2 separate regions of the Mus musculus genome follow, and region 2 is linked to region 1. The links are chromatin contacts, found by Hi-C or POLR2A ChIA-PET in ENCODE. All regions are on one chromosome and are shown on one strand. Each heading gives the region's core, a stretch centred on a gene start or an enhancer-like site at or near the end of the contact. The rest is flanking DNA. Distances are from core to core; before and after follow the strand shown. Region 1 holds the start of Ferd3l (Fer3 like bHLH transcription factor). Region 2 has its middle 9.0 kb from the start of Twist1.

Region 1 (4,624 bases), core at 1,194-3,693:
ATTGAATTTCTAACTGCATAGGAAATAAAAGAACAGAAGGAAGAAGATGAAAATCGTGCGTGTTTGCTTAGGTTTTTACATTTACATTACTAATCTTTCTAGAATAAGCATATACAATTTTATTCCTATGTTATTATTACTTTAGTATGCCAGGGCATTGCACTTGTGCAATCTTGCTATGACTTTGTTTTGCAAGTGCACATGAGGAGCAGAAGCAAGCATTCCTTCTTTGGGATTTATCATTGGCGTGAATGGACTCACAGTTATGTACACTAGCTCAGTCCCTTGCCTCATGTAAGCGCATATCTCATAAAGCCCCAGCATCAGGTGCTTCCAGGTCACCGAGAAGAAAGAACTGTGGGATAACAGAGGATCCAGGAAGGTAGCTTCCCAGAACCTCCATCAGCAGGCATTCTCAAAAGCATCAGAAGTTATCTCATCCCAATAGTCCCTCGATGGCTTAAAACTGAAAGATGGACTGGTATTCCAGTCCCACCATGCGATTTCTTTGATTGGTGGTTTAATCCCAGGGAGCTCTGGGGGGTACTGATTAGTTCATATTGTTGTTCCTCCTATAGGGCTGCAGACCCCTTCAGCTCCTTAGGTACTTTCTCTAGCTCCTTCATTAGGGACCCTGTGCTCCATCCAATGGATGACTGTGAGCATTCACTTCTGCATATGTAGCAGAGGATCGCCTAGTCGACCATCACCTGAAGGAGAGGCCCTTGGTCTTGTGAAGGTTCTATGCCCCAGTATAGGGGAATGCCAGGGCCAGGAGGCAGGAGTGGGTGGGGAGCAGGGGGAGGGGGAGGGGATAGGGGTTTTTTGAGAGGAAACTAGGAAAGGGAATATGTATTTGATATGTAATTTGAAATGGAAATTTGAAATGTAAATAAAAAGTGTAAAAAATGGATATTTGAAATGTAAATAAAGTATCTAATTTAAAAAAAAAAAAAACCCTGAAAGACGGCTGTTCCTACCCACTATTTAAAATTATTTTACCAGCACAGGATTGCTGTAGCTTATTAAGAGATACTAGCCCTTTGCCACAGGCAACTGTTGAAAGCATGAATCCCAAGACCTTGGGGGTGCCAGTGTGGAAAGTGCACCCGAAGGAAGAACCCCGCCCCCACCTCCCACCCTTACCGGGAGAGACAAGAACAGAGTTTAGTTCTGAGCAAAAGGCTAATGGCCATTTTCACTGAGGACTGCGTTTAACTGGGACAAGTTAGAGTACACTTGCAAACAATTCAGGTAGGGGAGTTTCCACAGCACCCAGTGTTAGGGTGGTGTGGGGATGGCGATGAGGGAGGGAGAGGGATCCTTCTCAGAGGCCATATTTTGAGAGTTTGTTCGGCCCCTGCATCACTCACTCCCTCTTTGTCCCCCCACCCCCCAAGTAGTCTGAGAGGACTGTTCCCATAAAGAACCAAGAGAAAGTTGCACCAAGAGCGCTCCCCTGGTCTCTGCCTTAGGTGTGCTCACCTGTGCGCTTGCTAGAATGAAGCCCCAGCTGGAGATGGAATTGGGGCAGCAACTAATCATGCGAGCGATTATTTTATTATTTCTACTGTTGAAAAGGAGCAAGGAGGAGAGATCACCAGAGGTCCGTGGAGGAGCAGACCAGTTTCCCACCTGCTCCAAGCAAGAAGCTCTAACTCCCTAAATCCTTGACCCCGGGAACTCCCAACCTGCCCAGCTAGACCCTTATTGTGCCGGATCCCCAACTTATTCACTGCAGAGCTGCCGCGAGTGGGGAGTTTACCATCTCAAACCCCGCCTCAGAAGGCCAGCGGCCCCTCTGCCTTCCAGACGCACCCCGCCAAGCACGATGAGGCGGGGGAGTGTCTCTTGGGCTCACCCCTCCCCGCTCAGCTGGCCTCCTTTTCCTCCTTGCTCTGCAGGAGCTCGGTCATGAAGGAAATGTAGACGATGGCCAAGCGGAGGGTCTCGATCCTCGACAGTCTCTTCTCATAAGCGAAGGTGGGTACCTTTCTGCGCAGCTGGTCGAAGGCCTCGTTTAGGTTGAACATCCTCTTCCTCTCGCGAATGTTGGCGGCCTGGCGCTGGGCATAAGTAATAACTCTTTTTCTTTTGGGGCGGCCCAGCAAGGATGCTACTCTGCCGCGCCCCTCTCCCTCCTCTTCCTCCTCTTCTGGGTCCTCATATTCCACTTCGTCCCCCTCTACTTCCTGATATCTTTCATCAAACTGCGACAGTCTCCCAGGTCTTCCCTCTCTGTACCCCAGTGTTCGGTCCCCAAAAGGGACCCCAGGTGGGAACTCGCAGAGAAGAGGGTGTCTGGGAGAGGCCAGAGAGAGATCTGCTACGAAGTTCAGCACGGTAGCATCCAAGCAGCTCTCTGGATAGGCGGCCATCACTCAGCGTCTATCTCACCGATTTTCTTGCAGGAATGGCATAGCTGCCGATAGAGCTCCTTGGTGGCCTTGATTCCTGCAGCGTATCATCACCAAACTCGGGGAGACATTTATAACCAAACTGAAAAAGGATTCTTAGCAGGGAGACTGAAGGCTAGGGCAACGTCCCTCTTCTGTAAGCTGATAGAAGATGACAAGTTCAAGCATTCACAGAAGGCTCAAGGCGGCAGACTTTCAGGCTCTAAGGTATTTCCCCCCCTTGCTGCACCACCTCTGCAGGGCAGTTCCTTCTTGGCAGCAGGCCCCAGTTCTTACCTGCTGTGCTTTTTTGTCTCTGGTCTCATCCCAGTATCCATTCAATGTTCTTTTGGTTCCTTATTCCGTATAGGTCTTTAATTTCGATTTGGATTTTCAAAGCCAAAATCTTTCCACTGCGATGGCTTCTCCTTGGCTTCAGGATAGGAGTCCTGAATCTTGCCTCCATTTGCCAATGGATGTGAAATAAGGGCATGCGCTTTTAATGATGTCCAGAAGAGAGGCCCTTCCTGCCAGGGGTCGAGGGGAGCTGTTTGTCTGGTATCCCAGCACAGCGGCTGCTGAAAGGCAAGACCTTCCATTAGCTTAAGTAAGCATGGCTAGGGGGCCGATCACATTCCCCAGTGTCTCTGTTGGAACCGGTGTCTTTTCTCCTTCTAGGACATCGCAAACAACTCACTGCCTGGTTACAGACCCTGACTTCTGAAGTCGGCTTGAACACAATCAGACTGACAATTGAGATACTTGACTCTCCCTGGTCTTATCCTCCACTGTGGAGGGTTATATTTGAAGAAAAGAGTTATGGTGATAAAGAAATATAAAACGGAGATTCCAGACATTTACTGCATAAGCCCTTTACTGTGTAATTACCCCTTAGGGGACAAAGTATCACCGTCCTGTCCCTGTCTTCCCCGTTCCTGCCTCCCTCCCCCTACCCCCGACCCTGCAAGCCTCCTTTGAAAAATTCGATTTAGCTTTAATAAGAGAGAGAGAGTGAACAGCTCACTCTCTGTTAGGGAGTTAGCCTTCGAACTTTTAAATTGCCAATCAAGCATTTGTTCTTGAACAAAGAAAAATCCTGACACTTTGATCTGGCTGCTACCCTCACTCCTTTGTATACCAAAGTAAGGTTTTAGAAGGAAAACTATACCTTACTGAAATTTCAGGGAAATTTGGTGTCTATCCACAGAAATAGAAGAGATTCTAAACTTAATACACTAAGAAGTTTTTCTGATTTTTGTATGTCCCGAATGTCCACACACACTTTATTTTTTCCATCTTTTGGTTTACTAACAGCTAGTTTATTACTCGGTGTAAAGATCTGTTTTTTTTTTTTTTTTTTAAACCTCCTAGGAGGCAAACAACACGTTGAAAAATCCAGTTCCTAGGTAGGTCAGAAGAAATAGCAGAAAATATGTAAATGGATATTTTGTGATTTCAAGGAGACTCAGGAAAGATATCAGTTCCCTTTAAAGAGTAAGCTTAGTCGGTACATTGGACAGCTCCCAGAAGGCCCTACTTCTACACAGTTCTCCCTCTTCTTCATTTCCCAGTATTAATCAAAGCAAGGATTTCTAGTGTCCATAGCAGGGCAATTATAGACACCAGTAATATTTAAAGAAATATTTTGCAGTTTTCACAGGTAGGAAGTAAACAAATACCTAAAGAGATAACAATTTTAATGTTGGTTAAATGTTAGACAGTATATACATATACTCACTACATGTTACTCCATCAGTATTTCTAAGTTTTATGTCCTTATGTAACAGTTAAAATAAATTTTATTATTTTACAATGCAACATAATATTGGATTTTTTTTCATTTTAATCTTCAGATCCAAGCTCCTCTTCAATGTCTCTTTGATAGATTTCCCTCTACTTTTGTTTGAGTTTACTCTTAAGTTCCTTATTGATACTGGGATAACTATGATAAGAATTGTACATTTTTTTTCTGAGATATTACAGTGAGCAAAGGACTTTTGCTAGGATTGCCTACTTGGTTTATTTTTACTGTATAAAAGAACTATTGAAAAAGAAATAAAGAAGACAAAGTGTGTAGCCCACTTGGGAGAAAGCTTCTCTAGCATGGAGGGAGCCCCAAGATTGATTCCCAGCACCACATAACTTGAATTTGATGGTGCAAAGCTACAATCTTACCGCATGAAAGGTGGAGGCAGGAGGATTAAATGTTCAAGGTCATCCTCAGCTAT
Region 2 (4,624 bases), core at 800-3,299, 38 kb before region 1:
CTTAATTTACCTTAGTTACTGGCATAAGGGGTAAGACCACCACCACCACCCATCACAACCCAATCTGTTACATAGAATAAACCAGTGGGAAACATTTCGTAGAGAAAAACGTCCGATGGAGGCTACTAAGGGTCGGGCCCACCTTTGGCTTCCAGTTGACAAATGCCTTCAGCACATACTCAGCTAGGCTGGCCCTAGGGGTCCCCTAAAATCGCGCAACCCTCTGACCTGCCCCCCTGCCGCGGTGCGCATTCCAGCTTTCCAACCTCACCGTGCAGTTTGCAGTAAATGAGTCGCTAGGATTATTTTTCCTGGCCTCGCATCGCTGTCCCGAGCCTGCAGGGAGCTTTCCGAAAGACATCACCCCCCCTCGCCCCCAAACCCAAGCCTGAGCAGCTTCTGGACGCTGCCGGTTTCCCCCACCCTGCGGGAATCAGGACCTCGCACCACTCTGCCTCGGCCCCGGGCCGAGGCTGGAGGCTGAAACTGCCAGGGGTCCCAGCGGAGGGCTTATTTTTGCCCTACTTCACATGGGAGGGGGGTCAAATCGCATTAACGCCAAACCACCGACTGGGCGGGGAGCTAGTGGCTAATTGCATAAAATAGACTTACTGCAGAAGCCTAACTTTGCAGGCGGGTACTTCGGTTTCACGCCATAGTTTAGTCACCTCAGATCCCGCCCCACTCCCTACAAGGTAGGGAAAGCTATCGGATTCCCTAGGTGGCCAGAACACACCGGCAGTTTGGGATGACAGGCAAGAAAGCCTTAGGTGTCATAGGTACCTCTGCGAGTGGCCGTTTGAAGCAGGTTTCCTTGGCATTTCTGGCGGGTAAGAAAGCTTTGGCATCTGGAAGTGTCAGAAATGAGCCTTTTGCCATAAATCATCCTGAAAAGCATTCAAATCAGACAAGCGTCTAGAGACCTTTCAGACACTCCACCCCTCAAATCCCAGATCAAAGAGTAGTTTCCAGAACCATAAACACCTATTATATGCAAAATCCCGCTTATCTACAAGACATTGAAGCTGCGGGGTGGGGTGGGGGGAACCAAGGGTTGGGGTGTAGGGGTCTGTTGTTGTAAACCCTGCAAACCGATTCACAAAGTTCCTTAGCATGGCTTATACTGGGGACTAGGACACCAGACGCTCAGCCCTCCCCTCACGCGTTCCCGGTGTCCTCAGACAGCTGGCCGGACACTCAGCGCACGAACTGGACCTTCGCCTTCGCCTGCTTTGTGTCAACCAGAGGAAGCAGGTGCGGGACCAGTGGGAGGGAGAAAGAGAACAGAGTTAATCCTAGTGCCCAGGACAGCGACTACTCCTAGACAGAGCACCAGGGTTGACTGAGCTGCGTGCGAAACCCAAATATTCCGGAACGCACACGCCAGGACCGTTTCAACTCCGGCTGAACTCTACCCTCCGCGCATGGTTTGCCCAGAACACTTTGCAGAGATTTGAGTTCTCTGGGAATAAAGATCAGTGAGGGTAAGGGTGGGGGAGGGTAGGAAGAAGAAGAATCTAAGGACAGGACCTGGAAGCGAGACATCTTCTATTTTGCGAGACCCACTCTTTTGTCTCCTCAGAGTTAAATAAAGACTCCATCCATCCTCTTGCCCTGCTGTTTGCCTGGTCAGTCCAGAGTCAAGATCGTGTGGAAATCTCAAACCCGAAACCTGGCTGGCCTCAGAGAACTTGTGAGGCGGAGGCCAGGGGGCAGCGGGGCTGGGGGAGGGGAGAATCAGGAAGGAGAGCACCCCCATTCCCAGCTGGGAGCCCAGGCGCCTGGAAACCACGGGAAGGGGCGGCAGGGACCGCGTGGCAGGAAGCCTACTCGGGGTCGAGATTATTCGACACGTGTCTTTTACTCCTTACCATCCATTTCTTAGGGGTGATTTATGAACGAACCTCTTTGATCAGGGATGGTTTTATCTGTCCACTGCTTCAAGTGACAGATGCGGCTGCCAAAATGCCTGGTCCCTGCTGCCTAAAAGGTTGCACCCCCCACCCCTTCCCAAATGTTGCATTTTTCTCGGGTGTTCTCCAGCTCGGCCTCCTGGCTTTACTCCCCTACTCTCAACCCCGTTTGCTCTCGCAGTTGCAATTCCTCCCGAAGGTTTAAATCAACAAAAACCGTTGGGCCGGGTCAGTGGGAAGCCTTGGCAGGCAGATTTGGGGAACACCATCTGCCTGGTGCTACATTTGTTGCCTTCCCCTGCTAGATACCGGGAAAGTCGGCTTCCAGGTGAAGGTTCCTTCCTTTGTGAAAAGGCAAGAACCTCTAGGCCCAGTCCCACTGGGGCTGGCTTTTGGAGAAATGCAAGCGCTGGAGCAGGAACGGAGATGTAGTGAACAGCCTCAGCCCGCCGGCCAGGCTCCTAACTACAACCGTTTTGGTTTAATTGGGGAAAGAAGGGGCGGCAGGAAGAGGGACGGGATCACGTTACGGACCCTCCTAGTCCCTAATAGGTAAAGGAAAAGCGGAGTCTCTGAAGCAGTTTTTAAGTGTGTGTGTGTGTGTGTGTGTGTGTGTGTGTGTGTGTGTGTGTGTGTTGTTGTTGTTGTTGTTGTTGTTGTTGTTGTTGTATTTCATTAAAATTATATCCTTGAGCAAAGACTTTTTCTTTCAGGTTTCTTCGATTTGTTATTATTCTGACAGGAGTTCTAAAACCAGAGTTTTTCAAGTGAAAGATATTTCTGGAGTTGTCTGCCCCTTATTTGCCCCTCCCCCTCCCTCCACCCAACTGCTCTTGGTATCATTATCCCGTAAGGATTCTTTCTTGTGTTCCTGATTTAGCCTGAGGACATTTAATAGCTGGCTGGATTAAATATTGCAGACTCCTGCCTGGCTATTTGAAAATCCGGGTCGTGGACTGTGTCTAACATCAGAGGAGGAAAACTGATCTATGAGATGTGTTTTAAATTTCACTCAGTCTGCAGAGAAAGAAGGAAGAGGAAGGATTCTTCTCCATCCTGGGTCTCTTTTCTGTGCTACAATACTCAGAAGTTTTAAAAGGTGTGTGTTGATGGGGAGTGGCAAGAGAAGTCAGGGGTGGAATGAAGCAGGAGGCTAACAGAAATCTGTTCAAAGTACAAATGGGATTTACAAGAACATTTTAAAGAATACTGTCAGGGAAGGCAGGACTCTGCCCCCAGGAGTGGATTGCCAGACTGTCTCAGAGCTGTACCCACAGGACTCTAAGGGATCTCGTCTCACTGCTAAATCTGCAGTGGGGAAATGGTTTCCACAAAAGTCCCCAGCCCTTTAAGTTACAGAGTAAAACAGGAGAGGAGGAGGGAGGGAGGGAGGGAGGGAGGGAGAGAGAGAGAGAGAGAGAGAGAGAGAGAGAGAGAGAGAGAGAGGGAGAGAGAGGTTGTATGGTGGTATGTTTTAGAAAATGAAGACCTGGAAGTCCCCCAAAGAAATCTTTATATTGGTGGGGGGTCAAGGGGGGTTCAATCTAATGTTTCCTTGAAGAGCAAGCAAATCCAAGGGGGGGGGGAGGATCTGTTTACAGGGTCAGAATCCAAGATGTTTAGGGGCTATAACCAGATAAGAATATATGCACCCCAAAGCAGTGCACCCTGGTGACATGGTTTAGATAGGATTCAGAAGGTACTGAGACTAAATGCTATGAAAGGACCTGCCTGTTTATCTGGTTATGGGTATTGAAAATTTTGGTTACCCGTTAATGGCATCTCTTTGAATTCTCACTCTCTCAGCTTGGAGGAAATTCTAAGAACAAGATAAACCCTAAAATTGGATTTAATGTTGTGGAAGAAAATTTTACTCTAACTCCTTAAGTTTTTGTTAAAACATAAAGCCCTACAGAAAGCTATATAATAAATAAGCCAGATGCAGTATAAATGATTTAGGGATGTGTTGCAGTTACCAAAAAAAAAAAAAAAAAAAAAAAAAAAAAAAGAGGCATAGCACAGTTACCTTACATTTTTACTGTATAGACAGCAAACATTTAAACTCTTGCTGTGTGTTGAGATCCTGGCATGGCCACACATTAGTATTAACAAGGCCTTCCATGATCATCCCTCTTAAACTCAGAAAAGGGAATCTTATTCATTTCCCAAACTGGGTAACTGTTAATTCATTTAAATTGTGTTTATAGGCCAAGCTTCCATCTCCTGTGGAGGAACAGGTATCTTATGTGCACAAGTCTTTTGAAAGAACAAATCCCTTTTCAATCAAAGCAGTCTCTTGCCTTGGTGAAAGCCTCTCCCCAAGGATGCAAGGATCTCCAGAGCAATGGTTCCCAGCCCCAGGAGGGAAGATCACATGCTCATCTTTCAGCCCATCCAAGCATCTTGGAGCTTTAGAGTCTGTCAAGCCTCCTGCTCGCTTATCACTCTCTACCCCTTCAAATAGGCAATTGATTAGTTTCAGCTTTTCCAAACCGAGACCAGATACTTTGCTCAGGATCAAATGCAAAGAAGAAGGGAGAGAAACTTGGGAGGTGGGGAAAGGGACATGAGGAAGGAAAACAGGCAAGCTGAGGAGAAACAAAGGCCTGGCTGGGCAGGGAAGAATCGGGGATTTCAGGAAGAGGCAGTTAAGATGGACCTTCACTTCCTATGAGTGAGTATTTAAGAGAGAAGATAGATATTAAAAAAAA

Evidence for each region. Hi-C counts contacts between places; a loop is a spot of excess contacts on that map. ChIA-PET counts read pairs that join two places held with the same protein, here RNA polymerase II (POLR2A).
Region 2: a loop to region 1 is called in a map of left cerebral cortex, with 2.4 times the contacts of the local background. The contact joins the enhancer-like site here to the promoter of Ferd3l in region 1. A Hi-C loop is called at or near these places in 1 of 37 maps with a recorded cell type or tissue (left cerebral cortex). POLR2A ChIA-PET finds 5 or more read pairs at or near these places in 2 of 5 experiments (both embryonic stem cell).

The regions. Positions count from the first base shown.
Region 1 is chr12:33,926,244-33,930,867 of GRCm38, reverse strand. Ferd3l (Fer3 like bHLH transcription factor) reads right to left here and starts at 2,443. Exons shown (of 1, transcript NM_033522.2): 1 at 1,558-2,443. The coding sequence starts at 2,378. The coding sequence ends at 1,872. All of the region lies in intron 1 of Gm40383 (a long non-coding RNA gene), which reads left to right.
Region 2 is chr12:33,964,329-33,968,952 of GRCm38, reverse strand. No RefSeq gene overlaps it. Among named protein-coding and RNA genes, the nearest start is that of Twist1, 9.0 kb to the right of the region's middle. Within about 2 kb of position 2,049, at least 1 of the 3 ENCODE cell types and tissues checked has a DNase peak (open chromatin) inside an H3K27ac peak, as active enhancers do.